Linked DNA regions of Homo sapiens: region 1 is linked to region 2. A link is a loop called in an ENCODE intact Hi-C map of the cell type or tissue named here. Cell type or tissue: heart left ventricle. All regions are shown on one strand. Links, peaks and the distances in the headings refer to the core of each region. The heading gives the core; the rest is flanking DNA. Region 1 overlaps LINC00907 (long intergenic non-protein coding RNA 907). Region 2 has its middle 33 kb from the start of SYT4.

Region 1 (12,438 bases), core at 1,706-9,705, 630 kb after region 2:
AATCTTATGACATCTCTATTTTTAAAAATTGAGCAATATCTCAAGATCACACAACTGTCAAACATGGCTTTGCAGTCCTGATTCCAAGCCTGGTACTTTTTCCACTAAACACAGAAGTAAAACTCAGATAGCCCACAGAGCTTTATTGGGCAATCAGATTCAATGTTAAGACTTTAAAACACAGTAGTAAGGAAACAAAAAAAAAAAAAAAAAAGAACACAGAACACAGAAGCCACTCAGAGATAAGAGCTCTGGCTCCTAGTGGTAGCTGAGATGAATAGGACGACATTTCACCAGGCATAGAGTTTCTCTTACCAAACTCTAGTTTTTAAGTTTTTTTAAACCCCTGACATGAAGATTTCCAATCAGCTCTTTAAAGCAATTCGCATTCTTTATGGAATACTCAGCTTTAGAGAATTATAAAATGACCTCTTCCCCTCTAAATTAATTCCCTCTCAGAGGATGACTGGGGACCTCTGACACCTAACTGCTTTACTAATAAAAGATCAGTGAAACACGCTTGTAGCCTTAGATTTTAGTATTTGCACAAAGCCAGTTTTTACTCTTCAAGAAAATCAAAAATATCTGTGTTACCTACCAACAGCAGGCTAATAGATAGCTATGAAACATATGATATTCGAGCTGGCACTCCATCTCTGAAACAAGTTACTTAAAACTGAAGTATGCACATAGCCTATGTTAGGCCACCGAAAGGCACATAGCAAAACCTGGTTACAGCTTGAAATATGTTGTCTGAATCCCTGGCATCATTCATTTTAAGGAAAAAGAATGACAAGCAAATGAACCTAACCAAAATAAATTGCTGTGTGCATTCATTGGAGCTCACGTGTTTGTTTTTTTTTTTTTTTCATTTTATTTTTTTAAAAGGAAAACAAAGTATTCTCACCATGTGAAAACAAACCCAAGTCTGAATGGAAGCATGTCAGTCTTTACTTCTGTAAGAGCAAGTGTGATTTGAAATATAGTCAAGATTTTTTCATTGAACATACTAAACAGAACAGTAAACTTTGGTAATGGAAGTGTCTGTCTTATTTAGATGACTGAATTTTGCATTTGAAGAGACGGATTTGTGTTCTTCTTTTCTAAATATCAGAAATAAAACTAAGAAGTGTACATTGCCTCAGGAGATATTCAGTATGACTTGGGTCACACAAGGTCATACTTCCAAATACTTCAGATCTTTGGAGAATTCACTGAGCTTCATGCATCATTTGTTTCTCTGGTTTGGCTACATTTTTAGGTCAGGAATCCTAACACTGTTATATTGATCTGATAATTTGGTGCTACAGGCATAATTTTTAACTCACACGCATAGCAATTCCTAAGGATGTGTCCATATAACACACAAATGGCTGATAGAGGGGTTCAAATATATCCATCAAAATTTGCCTTTTTAATTCATTAGGTAAATATCTTAAGTGACTTCTTTGGAAATTACCTTGACTAGTTTTTTTTTTTCTTTTTTTTTTTTTTTGGCTTTGTGGAAATATAGTCTTAGTTTTTACGAAGACTTGCTTCAAATCCTAGAAAATGGAATTGTCAACTGGCAGAAAGGGCTTTACACTGTCATTGGTCTGTTTCTGAAGTGCTGAGTTCACTTTGGTGGGATGGTATAAATAACTGGATTTTAAGTTTTAATATCTAAAATCTAGAGTTCCAAAAAAATGCACCAGGAGTTTTGCAACATTTCAATTTATATTTCAAAAAGATATATTTGAACTTTGTGTAAAGGTAACAAGAACATTGCATTTGCAATTTCTGTTTTGTTCTTATGAAAAATTCATTTTCTCTATCACTTATTCCTCTCCAACCTTCTTTCCTTCCTTGGAAGGACAATATTCAGACCTTTAAATTCTAAATTAGAAACAAATTCTTCAATGCCTTCTAGGGCCTTGAAGTATTTTCTATTAGCATTCTTGATGGTGCTAGCCCTCTAATCTTCATGGAAATGCTGTAGCGACTGTTGAAAGCTGGCACCCAAGGGTGGTGTTTAAACTGGTGATCAGTATGGCTTCTTTCCACATCATGAATATATGACCCCATGACTTCTCATTCCCCATTAATTGGCCCATCCATTCAGCAAAAGCATAGAAGGCAACACATAACCCTAAAGTGAGCAGGACATGGATGCATATGTATACACTGACAAGGGGAAAATACATAGGTAGCAGACATTATTTAGTTCTCACCCCTACTATTGTTGTGCTTACCTCTGGCCAGACTTGTAGTCTCCCACCATTAAAGGAGAGAAAAATTTTGTTATGTTCATAGCCCATGCAGAGGAAAATACTTTTATGTACCTTAAAGTTTAAACCAGTGAGCTGGGATTGTAGAAGCAGGTGTTGGAGAAGTTAGCTCGGAACAGAAGTGATCCTCCCCACAATGGAGAAGAGTAGATGGAGGTTGTTTGAAAAAGGTAAGAGCTTGAGTGACATAGGGTTTTGTGAGTGATAGACTCTGCACCCCTTATCCAAGGCCAGAACTCTGATGGGCACGTCCAAGTAGCTAAAGCTGTCGGTCAGTAAAACAAAATTTTGCCTTAGAGCAAAACCAGACTGGTAATTATGTGACTTTTTACCTGAACTCATGCTGTCATCACTGGCTAGTTCTCCCTCAAATCTCCCCTGTACCTATACCACCCTTCAAAGCCTGACTCAAGCCTCACATTTTCTCTGAGCATTCCTGATGGTGCTGGACCTCTAATCTTGATGGAAATACTATAGCGAGTGTGGAAGGCTGGGGCGTGAGGGTGGTACATAAACTGGTGGTCAGTATAGCTTCTTTCCACATCATGAATATACAATCTCATGACTTCTAATTTCCCATTCACTGGCCCATCCATTCAACAAAAGCATTAAGCATTTTATGTATATTAAGTTCTATGTTACATGCTAGGAACGTAAAAACTTTTAAGTTACAACGAACTCAAAAGAGAGGTGCTTAATTGTATTTGGAATTTCTTTTAATGGTGGGAGGCTAATTACATAAAATAATTAAGATTTGAAGCTCCAAAAAGGACCTGGGATAACTCAGTTGGTTAATTCACTAGGGAAGCAAAGTACCATTTTAGACACAGAGAGCACTGAAAACAAAAGCAAGGAGACAGGAGACAGGTTGGCACAATAGTGTCAGATGCAAGTAGCAAGGATGGCTGGAGAGAAGGAAGCATTGTGAAGGGTCAGAGTGGAAGTATGAGAAATATGATTAGAGAGAGATATGGAGGACCAGAGAGTTCCCTTTAATCAGTGTTGGACATCAGACCTTGTCCTGCAGGCAGGGAGGTGTCTGATGGTCTTGAAGTATTTTAATAATGAGAACATGAGCAATAGGGCTGGTTGGTTTCATAAAATGTACTACTATTTTATGTTACATGTGTGGAATCTGCAGTTCAGAATTATGGCAATTGGCCAACAGTAACACACTTCCTAAGTAGAAATGGCACTCTAACCCAACATTTAAGCCCTTGGTAATCCAGACTCCAAACTCAGTGCTTTCTCTTCTGAAAGATAAAACCTTTACAAAACTATACCCTTGGCATCCTGCTTTCCATATCCACAAGTGCTCACAGATGTCTCTAAAAACCGTAACAATCAAAAGGGAAACAAAATCCATATGCAGTTTTTTAAATGGCATTTAGTTTGGATGACATGGAGGCAATTATGTCTAATTTTCCACCTCCATCCGGCTCATCATATGTGCCGAGCCAGGAGCCTCTTATTTTGGCCCACCTTCATTTTATGTTTCTAAGCCCTTTCAGGGGACAGCATCTGTGCCCACAAGCCCCAGCCAAGGCCTGTGCTGGAAGCTCCACAATGCAACAGCAAAGGTCACACATGAGCTATAGGAGCCAGGAAGAAGGCTGTGGTTGGAGATTTTCCATTTGAGCCAATCCAACTGCTTTAGGTCAAACAATAAAAAATGTAATCCCCAAAAACAGGACAATAAAGGAGTAAATGATCTTCTTATTAGCTTCCATAGGAGTCAGGAGGAAGTCTGTGATTAGAGATTTCCTACCTAATTGAGTGAATCCTGCTGCTTTAGTTAAAACAATAAAATATAAAATCCTTCAAAGCAAGGCAGTAAAGAAACAAATGATCTTCTCATATATGACTAAATATTTGATGTTTTTTAAATTGCTTTTTGGTTTATTTGTTTTCCCACATCATGTTGTAGTGACAAAAAGGGCTGAAACATTTTCACTGACATGCAGATCACCCAATGCTATCCTTGACCCACCAGAAAGAAAGATATTTCCCATTTTCCCCTTTTCTCCATACTCCAGTCTATTTCCATGTCATTCTCAAAGTAACACACACTATGATGTCACCTGCCCTCTTGAAGTCAACAATTCATACTGTTATATTAGTTCCTTCTTGGCTAGTCTTATGTTTCCTACTTATGACCTGGCTATTTAAGAGAAAAGAAGTGAATGAACTCAGTGTTCCCAGAGTTCATCTCCAGCCTTCAGATTATTCTACCTTTAACATCCAGTCACTATCATTGCCCGCCACTGTATGTCCAGTTACCGCAGGATAGAACTCCTACTAAATAACAGAGTTTTTGTGTGGTTATCTGTCTCTGGTGTCTCTGCTTGGCCTCCCTTGTTGGCTCACTCTTGCCTTCCTTCTCCACATTGCTGTGACTCTCCCCTGTCCCCTCACTCTAAGCTCCTCCCTTTAATCTACTCAGATCAGGAAACAACAGACTGAAAACTTAACCACATACTCCACTTTTTATTTTACCCAAAACAGCAAACATAAGACTGAAATTTTAGCAATACTTTCTAAAGCTTTGAGGGTGGAATAAGGGAAATACAATGCAAGAAAAAGAAACCAATTGGGCATCTGTGTATATAGTTCCCAAGTCTATTCGCCATGGTTTTCCCTACCAAAGGTTTCCTCCTGGACTTTTCCTTGCTTATCTTCCTGCTCAACACCACATAATTTGATATTTTATGCATGTATGAGAGGTTGGGATGGGGGAGTAATTTATCCTTGATAGATGGAAGTATGTTTGACCATCTCTTCCTCCACTCTGAATATAGGTCCTCAAACCTCTTTTAGTTCCAGTAAGGTGGTAAATCTCCCTTACTTCACTATACTTTCTTTAGCCCACTCCAAGGTTATGCTACAGCTGAGTCCACTGACCTGTCACCCTGCTACAGTGATGACAGCTTTTTATAGAATTATGAAACGCATATTAGTCTCTCATTTTCTAGACCAACTCCATTCCAGAGAACCAGTGCAGATCCAAAAGATCCATTAGAATAGTTTTTTTCCAAATAAACTCACAAATGAATAGAGAAACACACCTACAGGAAACCTTTCAATAACATCTTGCCCTTGCAACACTGCTTGGATTGCAACTTGTCTCCAGGAATATGTAATTCTGCATTAATATTCTTTGGAGTTTTGCCTTTTCAGCCTATTTCCTGGTCTAAGTCTGCAATTTATCCCTGTTGTTAATAAAGTAGGATTATATTCACTTGTTAGGTTTACAATAATTATACAATTATTTTGTAGACAGTAATATTTAGTGTACTTCTGCCCAAGGATACTCTAACACTAATTATCTTTTTATTCAGGATATTCACAAAAAGACCTCCTTAATAATTTTAGTGGATTCCCCATAACTCATCTAGAAATATAAAATAATTCAACAAAGATCAAGACCTTGTTACTCATCAGTACTGTAACATACCAAACACAAAGATAAATATGGCATTATCTCAGTTGTTTTTATAAGAAAAGTAGACATGGAGAACACAAATACCAATCAAGATAAAAACAAAGCTCAATGGAAACTCTGCAGGAAGAGAATGTGAACTTCGAGAGAGAATAAGGCTTAACAATGGAGATTACATTTTGACTGGTTATTTAAAAATGAACAGGATTTGGACAGGAAAGGCTTAGGGAGAAAGGCCAGTAGTAGAGGTAACAGGAGTAGAGGGAGAGCCTGTAGCTTTATTGTCAACATTTAGCTTTTCACATGGCATTAGCCAGCATCTGAGATTAACTGAGAAACAAATGTTGTGCTCACCCCAAACAAAAGATGTGTCCTGTGTCACAGGTTCTGGAATTGCCACTCTAAAAATAATGAGATATTTTACAAAACATGTGCCTACCATGTCATGAAAAGCCAGGCCAGCAGTCATCCCAGTGTTAGCTGATCCTTTCCAGCTCTGGCTAAAGTGCGTATCTGATGACCTCATTAGTTTTCTCATGGGTGGAAAGTAGCACAGACAGATGTCCTGGACCATGTGACTGGGCAAAGATAAATAGCCAGGATGCAGCTGTGTAGACAGCTGTCCAAACCAATTAAAAAATAGATCTATTCATTCCCTTCAGTTCCTTGAAAGACTCTGGGATTATCACAATTTATACACCAGTCCCAAATATGTTTCTGACATAATAATACAACTTAGCACTTCCCTGGCACTGCAATTTTTCAAAGGCAGGGAAACAAAATTTTGCCTTAGAGCAAAACCAGACTGGTAATTATGTGACTTTTTACCTGAACTCATGCTTTTAACTAGTTCAAATATAAGTTCAAATGTATAGTCTTTAAGGTAGATAAGTAGGAATTTCTAGGTATGTTGATACACAAATGGATTGAAGTATTACCCCAATTGATTAACTAAGTCTCTAAACAACATTTCAGAATCTGTGATTCATGATTTCATGACTTCAGTTGAAGAGATGCAGCCACGGAGACCCAGAAACAAATCATTCAACCTAGGCTATGTATTCTGTGCAATAGAGGAGATGAGACAGATTCAAATTTTGGGCATTATACACCTACCTGTGTCCTCACAATCCTAACTATTAACCGAGTTAACACAAAAACAAAACAGCCTATTGTCCATTCTTCCATCAATGCATATTCATCCAGTGGAATTCTAGTCAGCAATGAAAATGAACAATTTACTGTTTCAACCAGACCTCAGATGAGATCAATGAGGTGTGAAGACACTCATTATGTATTAAGCTGCAGTGAGATCAGTTTGCACTGCCTGCTGAGGCCCGTCCCCTTATCTTGCTATCATATTCCAGGTGGGAACTCATACCTTTACAATAATGACCATAAGCACTATGCTCTCCTTGTCACTTGCAATTTTTTATTGCTATTTTCTCTATGCTAAGAGTAATATTTCCCCTACATTCTTTTGTTTTCTGACATATAAAAATGTTGTTTTTTGAGAGAATGAGGTGTCTTATATCCAAATTATTTGGTGTTCTCTATGTATATAATCAGTCACCTGAGAGTAACAATTTGGTTTCATCCTTTCTAAAACCAAATATTTTTGCCCATTCAGTAGACTGTCTGTTTACTTTGTTGATAGTTTCTTTTGTGTGCAGGAGCTCTTTAGTTTAATTAGGTCCTATTTGTCAATTCTTGTTTTTGTTGCAATTGCTTTTGGAGACATTGTCATGAAATCTTTGCCAAGGGCTATGTGCAGAATGGTATGTCCTAGATTTTGTTCTAGGGTTTTTATAGTTTTAAGTCTTACATTTAAGTTTTTAATTTATCTTGAGTTGGTTTTTGTATATTGGGAAAGAAGGAGTCCAGTTTCAATTTTCTGCATATTACTAGCTAGTTATCCAAGCACCATTTATTGAATAAGGCGTCCTTTTCCCATAGTGTACTTTTGCTGACTTTGTGAAACATCAGATGGTTGTAGATGTGTCACGTTCTTTCTGAGCTCTCTACTCTGTTTCATTGGTCTATGTGCCTCTTTTTGTACCAGTACTATGCTGTTTCCATTACTGTAGCCTAGTCATATAGTTTGAAGTCGGGTAGTGTGATGTCTCCAGCATTGTTCTTTTTGCTTAGGATTGCTTTAGTTATTCAGGCTCTTTTTTTGGTTCCACATGACTTTTAAAATAGTTTTTCTAGCTCTGTGAAAAATGACATTTGTAGTTTGACAGATATGGCATTGAATCTGTAAATTGCTTTGAGCAGTATGGCCATTTTAACAATATTGATTTTTCTCATCCATGAGCATAAAAATATTTGCAAACTATGAATCTGACAAAGGTCTAATATCCAGAATCTATAAGGAACTTAAACAAATCAACAAGTAATAACCAACCCCATTTAAAGAATAGGTGATGGACATAAACTTCTCAAAAGAAGACGTACATGTGGCTAAGAAGCATATGAAAAATTCTCAACATCACTAATCAGTAGAGAAATGTATATCAAAATCACAATGAGATACCACCTCATACCAGTCAGAATGGCTATTATTAAAAAGTCAGAAAATAACAGATATTTGCAAGATTGTAGAGAAAAAGGAATGCTTCTACATTGTTAGTGGGAATGTAAATTAGTTTAGCCACTGTGGCAAGTAGTTTAGAGATTTCTCAGAGAATTTAAAACAGAACTATCATTCAACTCAGCAATTCCATTACTGGGTGTATACCCAGAGGAATATAAATCATTCTATACTAAAGACACATGCACTCATACGTTCATCACGGCACTATTCACAATAACAAAGATGTGGAATCAACCTAGTTGCCCATCAATGGTGGAATGAATGAAGAAATGTGAAACATACACACCATGAAATACTACACAATCATAAAAAAGAATAAAATTATGTCTGGAGCAGCAACATGGATGCAGCTGGAGGCCATTAACCTAGGAAAGTTAACTCAGGAACAGAAAACCACATACCACGCGTTCTCACTTGTAAGTGGGAGCTAAACACTGAATACACATGGATAAAAAAGGGGAACAATAGACACTGGGGTCTACTTGAGGGTGGAGGGTGGGAGGAGGGTAAGGACTGAAAAACTACCCATTGGATACTATGCTCACTACCTGGGTGAGGAAATCATTTGTATACCAAACTCCAGTGACACACAATTTACCTATATAACAAACCTGCACATGTAACTTTTGAACCTAAAATAAAAGTTGAAAAACAAACAAAAAAACCTAAATGAATAAAATAAAAAATAAAAGCCAACAAAAAGTAACACAGTCTATATTTGCAAGATTCTCGTCGGCACATATTGCAAACTGACGACAACAACAACATTCTGATTTTGAAGCAGACATTCTTATAAATGGCAATTTGCTAAGGCAAAGCAAAATAGTAATTTGGCCTTGAAAATAAAATAATAAGAAAACCTTAATAACTGTGTAAATACTTAAGAGTACCATGAAACAGATTTTTTTATTTTATAAACTTAGCAAAGATAAAGCATTAATCACGTGAGTGTAGGAATAACAAATAAAGAAGTCTTCATACCTTTATTATAAGTATTATGGAGTGGTGGAATACCACTGCTTTAAACTAAGAAGATCTGGACTTCATTTCCAGATTCACCGTTAACTAGACTGTGACCATACTGAAACTATCTTATTTTTTCAGGGATATCGACCATATAATACCTATGATCCTTTCCTACTCAACAATTCTATTCATTTATCAATACTCATAAAAAGCTATAGTATTTTGATTTAACTTAAAGAAGTTGATATGGTTTGGCTATGTCCCCACCCAAATCTCATCTTGAATTGTAGTTCCCATAATACCTATGTGTCATGGGAAGGACCCAGTGGGAGGTAATTGAATCATGAGGATAATTTCCTCCATGCTGTTCTCATGATAGTGAGGTATCAGGAGAACTGATGGTTTTATAAGCTTCCGGCATTTCCCCTGCTTGCACTTCTCCCTCCTGCCACCATGTGAAGAAATACATGTTTGCTTCTCCTTTTGCCATGATTGTGCATTTCCTGATGCCTCTCCAGCCCTGCAGATCTGTGAGTCAATTAAACCTCTTTTTTTTAATAAATTATCCAGTCTCCAGTATATCTTCATGGCAGCATAAGAATGGACTAACACAGAAGTATTTTATAAGATTTATATAGCCTAATTAAAGGTGATAATTTCTGTGATAATAATACCCTACACTAGTATTACCTTTCAAAATGCCTTTTCAACCATGGCCTTCCCTGACCCTAACCTTAACCCTGGACAGTAGGTATAATGGGGGATTTTCAGATAATGTAATTGAAACTCGAAGTTGGAAAATGATTTATCAAAGGTCCCACAGCAATGTATAAACACAGCAGAACTTGTACATAAGTCCTAGATTGGGTTTCTGTTCACAGTGGTGCTCATTTGAAATACAAAGATGTGGAATGACATTCAGCTTGGTGTTATGAGGTGGTTGTCAGTAGCTTAAAAGACATAAAAAGATAATGTGAAAACATTTGCACTTGAAGAACTTATAACTTTTTAGAGTCCTGGGAATGGGAAAGCAGTGATCAATAAGAAATCATAGGACTAGCATGTGGCAGTTTAGGTGCCATCGGCTGATATACCATGTATGGAAAAATGAGGATAGGTCACTGGCTCTGGATGATTAAAAATGCATGGTCGCTGCTGTGGCTCACGCTTGTAATCCCGGCACTTTGGGAGGCTGAGGCGGGCAGATCACAGGGTCAGGAGATAGAGACCATACCGGCCAATGTGGTAAAACCCCATCTCTCCTAAAAATACAAAAATTAGCTGGGTGTGGTGGTACGTGCCTATAATCCCAGCTACTCAGGAGGCTGAGGCAGGAGAACTGCTTGAACCCAAGGAGGTGGAGATTACAGCGAGCCAAGACCATGCCACTGCACTCCAGCCTGGCGACAGAGTGAGACTCCATCTTAAAAAAAAAAAAAATGCATGTGGATGTACTTTGCTTACGAATTAGATTGTAAGTCATGATGCGCTGCACTTCGAGAATGAATTAGACTGTAGCCCGGCAAAAAAAAAAAAAAAAAAAAAAAAAAAAAAAATTGCGTCCAGAAGACAGAGTGAATGACCATTTAAATGGAAATTCTAGATCTTAAAATTATTCTAACTCCTGGATACAGAGATGAGGAGCAGCATGCCAGGTGCTAAAGATGGCCCTGTGACTTGGTGGATTCCATTGTGACTGCAAAGGAGGTAGCTCCTGTTGCCAAATAGAGACATTATGTAGTTCCTTGAATAAACCTATTCAGATGGCCTGAGCTCATGCCTTCAGGGTATTCCCAGGGATCCACATATGTATATGTAGGCTCAATATTGTACAACCTCAGTGGTAGCAACAAATAGTGCCTGTGAGATAAACAGGAGGCCAAACACACACTCTCACAATCCATTCTGAATTATCCACTCCTCTACTTCCAGTTCTGAATACACTTTCTCACACTTCACCTCTTTCCAACAGAGGCACCATCCATTTTCTTTCTCAGTTAGTATTTTCTGCTATAATATGAAGTAATTTCAATGGAAGTCTGTGGTAGACTGAAGAATGGCCCACGAGGATGTTTCTCCACAGATACCATAATCCCTGAAACCTGACAATGTTACTTTACACAGTGAAAGTGACTTTGCCAATGTGAAAAATCTTGAGATGGGGAGATTATCCTGGATTATCCAGATGGGCCATAAATGCAACCACAAGTGTCCTTATGAGGCACAGGGAGATTCGACACAGAAGAAAGCAGTGTAACTACTGAGGCAAGATGCTGTGCGGTTGGCTTTGAAGATTAAGAAAGGTGTCATGAGCCAAGTGATGCAAGGAATGCCTGCTGCTCTAGAAGCTGGAAAAGGCAAGAAAACCAGTTCCATCCGAGAGCCTCCAGAGAAAGCCCAGCTCTGCTGGCATATTGATTTTGGCCCAGTGTAACTGATTTCAGAACTCAGAACTGTAAAGAATAACTGTGTGCTATTTTAAATCACCATGTTCTTGGTAATTTGTTGAAGTAGCAATAGGGAATTAATAGGTGCAATGTCTGAATAATTAGAAAAGATAATCTGTTAGGGAGCTGTATATATATATGAGTGTGTGTGTATATGTGTGTATGTGTATATATGTGTGTATATATGTGTGTATATGTGTGTGTGTGTGTATATACATATATATACACATATGTATATATGTGTGTATGTGTTTATACATATATACGTGTATATATGTGTGTATGTGTATATATGTGTGTGTATATATATGTGTGTGTACACATACGCACATATATATGCATATATATTTATATGTATATGTATATTTAACATACCTCAATATTAAACAGATAATGTTTTGGATTTTTGACTCTCTGAAGGTCACTCTCATCACTCTTAACCTTCATTAGGCTTAGTTCATCTTTTATTCATGCCGGTAACCAAATTTGTGATGATCAATCCATTCTAGATTTGTATATCCTAAATATTTTTCAAGAACTACCTCCTGAAGGTCTCTATTAAATAATAACACTGCAAGTTTTGGGCCCTCCATCCTTGAGGGCAGAAACTGTGCTTCGATCTTGATTTGTTTCCCCTGGAAGGTGCACTGTAGACTGTAGTACATGGAAGTGTTTAATAAATATTTGTTGAATCTCTCAACAATTTATTGATTGATTAACGAT
Region 2 (12,438 bases), core at 2,275-10,274:
CTTTAACCAAAAAATCATAGTGGCAGATGTCGAGTTTCAAATACCAGGTGGTTTTATTTTATATATGCAGATATGCATGTATGTATGTATGTATGTATGTCTTCCCCCAACAAGACATAAGCTCAAAAGGTTGCTGAAAAATGATTTTTCCCTTGAAATTTGCATCTCTAATTCTAAGCATATAGAGAGAAAAATTAAAACTGAAAATTAAATTTCATATCATATACTTTTTCAGGCTTAGTTATAAATTTGGAATGGTGCAGTGACAGTACATCTTGATGAATGGTTGCTATTAAATCATAGAATTTCCCTCCTTCCATTCTCTCTTTGCTAAAGTACATGTTTTAGTTCTTTATTTTCTGTCTAAATGAAGTGTATTGCTTCTTGGGGCTATAACATATGTTAATCATATGAGCATGTAACGTAAAATTTCTAAGAATTTTCAAGAAAGTAACTTGTTCTGTTTTACACAGTTTTTTTTTTTTTTTAACAAGACCTGATGGGATAATGAATATAAATGCATAACATTTCCACATATAGGATTATAATTATTATCGTGATTACTAATGCTACTAATAATATTGAGTATTTTTCTAAAGAAGAAAATCCTACTATTTTCAGCAACATGGGTGAACCTGGAGGACATTATGCTATTTGAAATAAGGTAGTCGCTAAACGACAAATACTGCATGATTCCACTTATATGAAGTACCTATAATAGTCAAACTCATGGATACAGAGGTACAATGGTGGTTGCCAGAGGCTGGTGGGAGGAGGAAGTGTGGAGTTGTTGTTCAATGAATAGAATTTCAGCTATGCTGGATGAAGAAGTTCTAGAGATCTGCTGTACAACATAGTGCCTCTAGTGAACAGTATGGTAATGTGCACTTCAAAATTTGTTAAGAAGGTAGATTTCATGTTAAGTGTTCTTATCACTAAACAAGATAAAAAAGTGAAATAAAAACAAAGGAACAAAAGGAAACTTTGGAAGACGTTGGACATGTCTATAACCTTGATTGTGGTAATGGTATCACACAATTGTTTGCATGTGTTCAAACTCATGAAATTGTAACCTTAAATATGTGCAGTTCTTTGCATATCAATTATGCCTTAAGATATTGTTAAAAAAGAAGAAAAAGATAATTCATTCAAGAAACCATTCCACCTTATCCTTCTTTCGTCAAACTCAGTGCTTTAGGGTTACCCTTTCACTGCCTTCCGTCACTTGGAAAGGCATTGCATCCCCGGACATTGGCTGCTCGTGCTGGAAAACTTTCCCTCTCTCTTATGAAAAAAAAATATTTTTCCTATGTCTTTTTATGACCGAGCTTTGTTTCATGGAGTGATACAAATGGACATTAACGAGTTAATTCTGTAATCTGAATTATTCAATTTTATTGGCTGGTCTGTGCTACCTTCCTAGCATCAGGAGGGATTGATTAAGTTAAAACCAATATATTTTGGAGGCCTCCAAGAGATAACACTACTTCTGGCAGTGACAGTAGCTGTTGCAGGGACTCTTTTTGAACAAGAAAGTACTCATGCACAGCATCGCCTCTTCACTCTTATGTGTACATTCCCAGCAGTATGTTTCACAGGATGTTACAAAATAAACTTTATATTAGCAGGACTATCCAAAATCCCAAGCTTTTTCTACTCTAGCAACATAAAAGATCACACTTCACCTCACCTGAAGGAAGGTGGATGAGGCAGATGATTTGTTTGAGTATAGAAAAGTAATGTTGTCATTTTATGTGGAAGTTTTGAGAGCCAAGAATGTGTTTCCAGATTCTTTTTTTCCTGTATTATGTTGGTGTTTGGAAATGTTTCAGATAGAATTGTTGCTCTGTCACCCTCACTCCCATGATACGAAGATGAGCTCCCAGCTAATCCACTGTTGTTGAAGCTACTAAAATCTGTGACTTGCTTGTTTGCGAATATTATTCCCTAAGCCTTAAAACAGCCATTTAAGAGGTAGGAAGACTTTCTCAATGTCATATAATTGGTTGGAAGCCTAGTACATTAGAGGTGATGACCAGTTCTGTGATTTTTTTCACTCTGCTCTTCTCCCAGCATTAAATTCTAACATTGTGTTTAGCAACTCTGTTCATCTAAGGTCTCCTTTTTGGAACCATTATACTCACACCTTTAGTCTTTTCAAGTTTTCTACCTGTGTTCCCTTTTGCAGAGTTGCCTTCCTTTAACTCTACTAAATGTGTTCCCTTCAAACTAACTTTAGGATGCTATGAATTTTTGTAAAGGGTGAAACATGAGTGAAGAAATCAAATACCATTTATAAACCACAAATTCAGCACAATTCATTTGTACAAGATAGTGTAGAAAGGAAAACCTGGAAATGTTGGAATCATGAGTTGAAAGTCCAACTGGCAACAAAGCTCAGGAAGTATTTAGCAAGCACATTTATTTCCAGATCAGATAACAGGCTATTCAAATTTTACATGTTTCACTGAAATGTATTCCAGAGAGTAAAAAAGTATGCATAATTCTCTGAGAATACTAAAGAATATGGAAAAGAATGAACTAGTAAACATTTAATTGTGATAAGGGAAGAAATTGATGTTACAGTTCTTCAAGTGTTTGGGCATGTTTTTCTGGTTATATTTGTTGAGAAGATGTTATATCTAGGAATTTCAGAGTAAATTTTTTATTTTATTAATAACTGCAGTCACACTTTTCATCATTAGCAGCCTCACAGCTCTCTCAAACCTTTTTCTTGTTCGTTATTATTATACTTTGATGAGTTAATCTTGCTGTGTAGACAGCTCCCTTATTTTATGTAAGCATCCTTTCTGTCATAATATTTTATTCTTTTTCTTTACTCCAAGTTCTCATTAACTTCAGAAAATGACCTCTATTCATTTAACTAGGAATCTTACCAACCAAGAGGCAGCTTAGCATGGCTAGAAAATGTACAAACTTTGCCAACAGACACATCATGATTTTAACTTCATCATTCTCCATTATTGGTTAGGTGACATTGAGCAAGTTATTCTGCAACTTGGTTTCCTCATCTTGTGCAATGCATAACTACCTTGCAGGCTTTCATGAAACAGTATATGTAAAGTGCTTGGTAAAACACAGATGTTCAGGATTTGAATCTTCCCTCTACTATACTGCACTCACAGGCCTGGCTCTGCAAGGCTGGGTTTCTTTGGAGAACACGGCATAGTCATAAACTCTCCTGTCACTTTTTTCTCACACTGCAAAGGTGTTTAACATCAAGGTTAAGAATAGATAAAATATGGTTGGGGTCATCTTTTCCTGCCATTGCTATGCTTTTATATGGGCCTATCCATAAAAAACAACCTGGGTTCAGTAGTATTTAAACAAGTCTTCCTATCTGATTTTCTTTTCCTGTGTTTAATATTTTTTCCTCATCATATGTGGGAAGCAAAAGTCTTTTAAAATTCATAGACAATGAATTTTGTCTCATGTCTTCATTACATTTTGTTTCTTTTGACTCAACCTCAGCATTTCTATCTATTCACACTCTGTATCATAGTGTTTTGGCCCTTCTTAAGTACCAACGTGGGATCTGCCATTTTCCTTTATTCTATTCTGAATAGAAACTTTTAAGCTTTCACCTAATTTTTACCTCATGCAGCAGTTATGTTATCTGCACACACATTCTTGCTTTATTAATTCTCCTTGGAAATCCTTGAGTACACTGTCTCACAGCCATAAATCCATGTCTAGTCCATCCTGTATTTACTTGCTTACTGCTACCAACAGCTTAGTACTGATACTGGTAAATAAAAAAAAAAAAAAAAAAAAAAAACCTTGGACTAAAAGTCATGGATCCTCAACTGTGGATAAAAACACATTAAGCATGTAAACATAAGAAATGGAGCAAGTAAATTAAATTATGAAATCATTTCCCTTCACCTTATATATTTAGAGGCGATTGCCACAACTGCTCCCACTCCCCAAATGTTTAGATGATTCAACATAATTTAGGTCCTGTTTCCATCTAGGAATTGATCCAAATGGAATGTAGGGTACTGCAAGCTGAGCATTTCTGCCAACTTTTCCATCTGAGAACAGCCTGAGAAGCCCTGGGAATATTCACAGAGAGGCTGAGCTATGGCTCACTCAGCAACTTCAAGATTGTACATCATTTGAATAAGCAATTTTCCAAGGTTGAGTTCCTGACCTGTGAGGGTTCATCAATATCCATAATGTCAAAAGAGACACTATAATTGTGGTATGCCTAACATACAGACTTCAGGTCTGGTTTCTATTTTGACCTCAATGAAGGCTCTCTGGCTTTGTGTTAAATTTTCATTCATTGATTACTTATTTTTCAGTCAAACCCTGCCATTGAATTTGTGTAATTTAAACCCATTAGGTACATTTTCATGTAAAAAAAGATTATGTTTAATGTGACCTCAAATATTTGTAGAGAAACTTAAAACCAACAACAAAAATCTAATTCCTGGATGTTTTGAGAAGCAACTGGATAACTAGTGCATTTGCCACTACCCTCCCCATACGCCAGAATCATAGAGAACTCCATGTGGAGTGTGGAGCTCAGGCCTTCTTGAGCATACCAGTGTCTATCTAAGCTTGCTTGTATGTGTGTATGTGTGCTGGGGAGGAGTACTAATAAATATTTGTTAAATACATGGCCTAATTTACTGGATCATGTGAGATGTGGAGAGATTAAAAAAAATTACAGTCATTGATACGTACATGAATTCCCTAGTTAACATGACTTGATAAGAATATTTCACAGTTGTCTATTAGAATGAACCCAAGTCTTAAAACGAGAAGACATTGATTTGGAAGCTTAGATTGGGAATTCCCTAATTGTGACAGTTTCAACAAAGCACATAACCACTCTGAGTTTCAGTTTTCTCAACAGTAAAATAAGACAATAATGTCCTTTCATGCTATTCTGTTGGAAACACACCAGATGATATGCTAAAGTAAGTTTTCAAACCATTGTTGAGATTAAGAACAATACTTCTATTAAATGAGCAATTGTCTTTGCAATTTCCCTTTGCACGTATGTGGATCCTACAGGCCAAGACATTTCCTCATGCATGGTATATTCAATTTGATTTAGTTCAGTTCACTTCCATTTGTTAAGCACAAACTAAATCTTTAGTCCCGGACTACTGGTAATGTATAGTTTCTACCTGAACTAAAGAGTAAGTTAAGATATCAAAATTAACTAGAGTTTAAAATACATGTTTAAAGACTAGTGGAATGCAATAAATAAACATAGGCATATTAAAAAGTGAGCCATCATTTCCTTTGGGGAACATCCAAAGAGCAGAATAGATAAAAACCAGAGTGCACCTTGAATCTCTGGAGGAATTTTGATGACTGGAAGATAGGAGAGGCACTCTAAGCAAAGTCAACAGATTGAGTTGGAGGTTAGGAAACAGTTAGGGAGAAGTAGGAAATATTCCGGGAGAGCCAAGTTAGAGATAAATCACTGAGGATTTTGAATACTAGAATAAGATTTGTGGACATCATACCATAGGCAATGAAAGTATTTAAGAGTTTGAGAAGGGGCGCTGACAGAATCTAAGCAGTGCTTAGACAAACTAATTAGCAGTAGTTTATAGGATAAAACAGATTGGGTAAAAAATAAAAATGAGTAACTAGGATGGAGATGGGCAGTGGGGGAGATTTTTTGTTTGTTTATTTGTTTGTTTGTTTGTTTGTTTGCTTCTTCGCATTGTTATGACCAGAAGTAAGAACAATGCAAGGCTATACAATGTGAGAAAGAGACTGCGTGTAGACAGCTTGGTTTTATGTCTGTAATCACATATAATTCTCACACTGTTATTACTTGATGACACTTATATCTTACTTTTTACACAAGATGTTTGTTTGTTTTGTTTGTTTTTGTATCCTGCCCAGTACTCTCTACAGTTGGCCTTCTCTCTTTTCATATTATACATGGCCCTTTAATGTCAGATCAAGAGGCAACATTTCTATGAAGCCACCCACTACTAGCTCTTAAAGCTCTTGAAGCTCTTGTTATTCTTCCACTTCTTTGGATCCATTCTTTATTTATAACATAAAGCACATAAATAAATATGTAGTTATGTTTATATATTGCATAGTTAACCTATCTATTATGGGTGTATCTTGAATGTCTGGTTATATCTCAAGCCTCTTTATGTGCTGATCTGTAATTTACTCTAATTTTGTTTTGAGCATGTGGCAGATACTTAAGGAAATTGTGCAGAGGAGCTACTTGATTAATTTATGATAATCCCTTTCTTGTGCTATAATAACATCTATTCTCATTCTTTAGCATTAGGAAATCAGTCAATCTGCCAAGGTAGAATTTTCAGATTGAACAGACACAGATATATCCAACCAGCTACAAGTCTCCAATGTTATAGAAAAAAAAACAAAAAAGAACCAGAAAACAAGGACATATCCGGGAAACCACTTCAGTATGGTTTCCCTGCTTGTTGCTAGCAGTGTTAGTAGTACTCATAAATCTTCACATGCTGGAAAATCCTGGGTCTGTCGATATTTGTTTAATCATTCTGCTTCCTAAATGTTTGGATGTACAAACAGAACATTTTCCCCTCAGAGGTAAAGAAGAGAAAAGTTATTCCTTTTCAAATTTTGGAAGAAGATCTTATGAAAGGTAAAATTAATTAGTTACTACACTTACACCCATAATATGAAAGGCCTAAACAGAAATTCATCTACGAGTTTATGATTGCTCCTCCCAGCTCCATAGCTTGGAGAATTAAACTCTTTTTAAAGGATGTTTTAAATTTTATAAAAGAAAAAAAAAGATAACTTCATACTGAAGCCAATTAAGTTTAAATTATCTTGATAACTAATATATAAAAACAGACTATAGAAAGTTATCACTGAATAACATTGAGACAGGGAGATTAAGTGACTGATTCACAGTCACTATTTAAAATATTATAAAAATAAAATTAAAAAGGAAAAATGTGTTTAAATTCACAAGGCGATAGCTTCTTTCCACTTCATTTTCTGTTCATTTGATATGGCATCATTACTTCAAGGTTTCACACATTTTGAAGCATTCTGAGCCTGTATATGAATCCAAGAGGCAATGCATTTTCTTTATAAAAGCAAAGAAAAACATGGTACCTACCTCACAAAATTTGAGATGATGACTAGAAATTCACTCAGCTCTTGCATTGATAGTGATGGATGGATATACAAGTCAACCATTGCACTAATAGAATTGCAAAAGTAAAGGTGGCAGAATATTTTCTAAGTTCTTCCAAATTAATTTAAACTCTAAATTAATTTAGAAATTATTATTTTTTGAGAAATTTCTGGGGATGTACAGCAAATCCAATGTCTGAATTTAGTGATAATATTCAAGCTCCAGAAGTACCCAAGTCATAAAATTTGACTATGGGTTTTTGGATCAGTTATTTATTCCAAATAAGTAGACAGATTTTCCAGAAAAAGTGACAATAAATGTCAGATACAGAAGAGTAGGAGAGTTGAGTTGGAATTTAATAAAACGTTTGATACAGTACTATATAAAAAAGTGAAATTAAGTCTCACATGTACACAGCCTTGATGAAATAGTGAATGGGGTAAAAATTGGCTGGGGACCAGGTGCCATGGCTCACACCTTTAATCCCAGCACTTTGGGAGGCTGAGGTGGGCAGACCACCTGAAGTCAGGAGTTTGAGACAAGCCTGGGCAACATAGTGAAACCCTGTCCCTACTAAAAATATAAAAAAATTAGCCAGTGTGGTGGTGGTCACCTGTAATCCCAGCTACTTGGGAGGCTGAGGCATGAGAATCAGGTGAACCCAGGAGTCGGAGGTTGCAGTGAACTGAGACTGAACCATTGCACTCCAGCATGGGCGACAAGAGTAAGACTCCATCTCAAAAAAAAAAAAAAAAAAAAAAAAAAAAAACTGCCTGTGATATAGAGGCCAGACTGTGGTAGTAAATAGGCAATCTAAAACTGTTATCACTAAGGTCATTTACAGTAGAGTAGGTCAAAGCACTCGAAAATATTTTCTGGTAAGAACCCTTGAACAGATAAAGTAGATATTCTAGTAGGTTTTTCTTTTCCATACTTTGGGCTCCAAGTAGCTAAGAAACAAGTAAGAAGCTGACAAGATGAATACTAAAAACAGTAATTTCTGAGTACAAACCTGTTTACATAAGACAATATGAGAGTAAGAGAAAAAATGTTATCTAAAATGTTATCTAATCCTGCCTTTTAGGGCAGATAATGACAGCGTACTAGTCGCTTTAAACTTAGTAAATTCAGAAACAACAACAACAACAACAAAAGAAAAATAAAAGAAAATGAGAAAGAAAAAAAGAAAAGAAACCCCTTTTTCAAGTTTGTCTTAATTAAATATATATAAGCTCATGGAGCTCTCAACAATATCTACTCTATAAAACTTTTTATTCATCTTTGCACGTTCACATTCTAGCACAGTGTCAGACAATAAATACTATAATTGAAATAATGAATTGATTATAATTAGTTAGTGTACAGCACTCTAGGAGCTAGGAGCATACAACAAAGTAGAAGATGTGAAAAGGCCGGGAAAATGCACAAACATACGACAATAATGCTATTTAAGCTACAATGAGAATTAAAAGCAAAAATTGTAATGGAATTCAAGGAGGAGAAATGAACATCTGGCTAAGGAATTTGAAAAGACTTTATGAAACGCTTTGCTTGAAATAGACAGAATTTTAATAATCTGGAAGAGAAAATGTCTATGAAAAGCAGACAGATAACAGCAAAGATGTGCATATAATGTGTATTAACAATAGTGATTAATTTCATTGATTTATAAGTGTGTTTAGAGACATAAGAGGAGATAAGCTGACAGGAGAAACTACAGGGTACAGTGAATGAGAAAAACATGTAACAGTGAAGTTATCTGTTATAAAGTAATGTGGTATGAGGAAACCACATTTATACAGTATTAAGAAATTTCAAAATCCCACAGATATTTATAACTTTCTCACTTTCCAATATAGTAAGAAAACTTTCAAATATAAAAAAGTTAAAAAAATAATACAATGAATGCCCATATGCCCACTACCAAGAGCTAATAACAATCAAAGTTTGGCTAAATGTATCCTATTTCTATTTGTTTATTTACTGACGCATGGATGTATCTGGAAGTCAGATGCAGGTATTGTGATACATCACCTCTAAATACTCCAGCATGCATCTCATAAAAATAAGAACAAGCATAACAGTAACACTACCATCATATCAGAGAACTTTAATAATTTGCTAATATCCAATAATCCATCCATATTTACTTTGCCATATATTTTATTTTTGGTTTTGTTTTTGTGAACGAGAATGTCATCAAGTTTTACTCATATATTTTATTGTTAGACCTTTTTAGTCTTTTTAATTGGAAACAGATTCTTTACATTTTTTGTATTTTACGAAATTGACTTTCTAAGGAGAACAATTGTATTGCAGGGTGTCCTACTATTGTCAATTTATCTGTTTCCTTTAGCTATCCTTCAACTTTTTTTTTCCTCTGTATTTAGTATAAAAAATGGGCCTAAATTTTTGATTCGATTAGATCAATATTTTTAGCAAGAATGAATCATACTGATGCAAAATACTTTCTATTGCATCGCATCATGAGACAGGTAAAGTCAGCTTGTCCTGCTGTACGTATCAGGTATTCTAAGATTGCTTACTTGGTTAAAGTGATGATTGTCAGAACTTTCCATAAAGATACATATTTTTTCTTTCAAATTAGCTACTAATTTACAAGATAATGCTTTGACTCCAAATAGAATAATATAAAATAGTCCTAATAGTTAATGCAAAAATTGATGATCTTTATTTGAATTAATGATGTTATTGGAAACTGTAAAATGTAATTTAAAAAATTTACCCCTATTTGTATGTTTATTTGCTGGCATATTTCTATATTAGAATGGCTTTTTTTCAGCAAGTAAGAATTTAAAAACCCTATGGGGTGTGTGTGTGTGTGTGTGTGTGTGTGTTTGTGTGTGTGTGTGTGTGCATGTTTCTTTTTTAAAACGCAATTGTTACAGTGAGGACTTGATAAAATGAACTACTCCAATGACAGTAAATGAGTTTTCCCTTGATCCTCTTTTTTTGAGTAATGCTATAGTCTCATGAATTTTTATGTATTCATATTGGTACAGTTGATTAATGTTATAATTCTTCATTATGCTCCAGTTTTTAGAAATTTGGCAATCTAGACCCCCTTCAACATGGCTCCAGTGTTCCTTTTAAAACACCCCCATTAGTCTTTGAATGCTTCCTTGCTTTTTAGCACAGTATTACCAGGCTCATTTTATATTTTTCCTACCTGGGACTTAGAATAAACCACTTTTACAAGGAGTTGTTAAATTTTTTAAGAAACTAGCATCTGGATGCTGGACATACTCACTGCTGCTGTGATATTGCAGCTTCTAGACACTTTTTATTGAAACACACATTATATAGAGAGATACTTTTTATCAAATTATAACAAAATGTACTTTCCCTTTGGTTTCATAATAACATGAATATATTTATTTATGTGGTTCATTCTGCAATATACACAAAATAGTTTCACAATTCAAATTTCATTAATATTATTAACCATAAAGCTCAGGAAAGTTTAAAATTACTTTGCCACATTTGATGAAAATTACTTTGAATTTCTGAAGGTATTCTTCCAAGGACTGCTGAAAAGTCACTTCAAGTGATTTTATCATTAATATTTTATATATATATATACACACACAGACATATATACACACACACACGGACATACACACATACATATACATACATATAAGTCTATATAGGTTAATTTATTTCTCTTATTTAATATTAAGCTTTGTTTCATTCCTTTTCTATTTTTGAATATGTAAAATACTTACATAATTAAAATTCAAAACTAAATTTAAAAGGCATAGGCAGAGAAGTCTTGCTTCCATTCCTATTTCCTCCCTTCCAACTACACTTTACTAGAGAATATAATCCAACATCATTTACCATATGAAAAAACATGAAAACATGACCCATTTTCAAGAGAAAGACAACCAAGGCCTGAGTTAAGATGACCAACATGTTAGAATTAGCAGATAAGGGTTTTAAGTTAGCTATTAAAACTATGCTCAAGGATGAAAGAAAAATATGTTGATGAAGAAAAAGAAGAAATTCTAGCAGCAGAATAGGAATTATTTTAGAACTGAAAAGTACAATAACTGAAAATAACATTCTTGGGATCTAAAGTTTAGCATGAGTGGTAATGGATATATTAATTAATTTGATTGTGGTAATCCTTACACAATATATACAAATATAAAATTATCACACTGTACACTTTGAATATAGTCAATCATTGACAAATTAATGAATTGGATGAGTGTTACATAAGAATGGAGATGCAAAAGGTAAGTTTCATCAAATTTTGAAGATAGATCAATAAAACCTATCCTAACTGAAGAACAGAGAGAAAAATAATTAGTCAATGGAGCAAGCTGTCCTGAATCACAAAAAGTGAAAATCTCTCATACTAAAAAGAATTGATACCATATTGGTCTGATGAGAGCTAATTCAACCAAAATAACCACAATGAACAGTCTAGGTAGCCACCAGATAGAAAGAGAGCACCCTTCTCTGCAAATGGACAAATAGAAAAACATGGATCACCTACATTTTAAGATAGCATGTGTAGTTTTTTACCCCTTTCCCAAGGGAATGTGTGTGTGTGTGTGTGTGTGTGTGTGTGTGCATGTGTGTCTGTGTGTCTGTATGTATGTGTGTATATATGTCAATAGGAAAGTTTAGCCTAGATAGATGAGGTACATTTAGATTGGGTACCATGTTATTTTGCTGAATAATCCTATAATAACTACAAGTTATTTGAAAAGGCTCCTTCTCATTATTTTTTATTTATTATCTTAAAACCAGTGGAATGAATTTAATGAGACTTTCTCAAGGTTCTTTTCCCCTTAGAGCTTTGACAGTATGCAATAAGCTTTTTGTTGCTGTTGTTTTGAGGCTGTCCCTGTTATGGAAAATTGCTAATCACAACGAGTATATTTGAGATAAATCTAGGTTCCTTCTATCCAAAATGTCAACCCAATTTACATGTCAGTCATTAGCATTGGAAATAAAGTTTACCTCAATATCTTGCAAATGAGAAGAGTAGAACAGTGAAAGTCTTAATAAGATATTTATGAAACACCAAGGTTTCTAAAGCAATATCATAAATTAAAATAAAAATGAGAAGGGTGGGGCAAAATGCAGAATAGAAGACTACGCCATTTGTTCCCCGCCACCCCCACAGGAATATCAAATTTTAACAACTATCTGCACTCAAAAAATACCACAAGAACCAAAAATTAGGTGAGTAATCACAGTATCTGGTTTTATCTTCATATTGTTAACAGAGGAATTGAATAGGGTCAGAGAGACAG

The links. Peaks named below come from ENCODE experiments on the same cell type or tissue, not always from the same donor. Only the 100,000 strongest peaks of a DNase experiment are listed, where the experiment ranks them.
Region 1: it touches region 2 in a loop (3-fold over the local background); 2 of 110 quality-filtered maps call a loop at or near these places.

The regions. Positions count from the first base shown.
Region 1 is chr18:42,608,617-42,621,054 of GRCh38, reverse strand. All of the region lies in intron 7 of LINC00907 (long intergenic non-protein coding RNA 907), which reads right to left. Among named protein-coding and RNA genes, the nearest start is that of LINC00907, 430 kb to the right of the region's middle. In heart left ventricle, for the core only: no CTCF peak of the experiment used is centred there; no DNase peak of the experiment used is centred there; H3K27ac peaks cover 1,011 bases.
Region 2 is chr18:43,238,729-43,251,166 of GRCh38, reverse strand. No RefSeq gene overlaps it. Among named protein-coding and RNA genes, the nearest start is that of SYT4, 33 kb to the left of the region's middle. In heart left ventricle, for the core only: no CTCF peak of the experiment used is centred there; no DNase peak of the experiment used is centred there.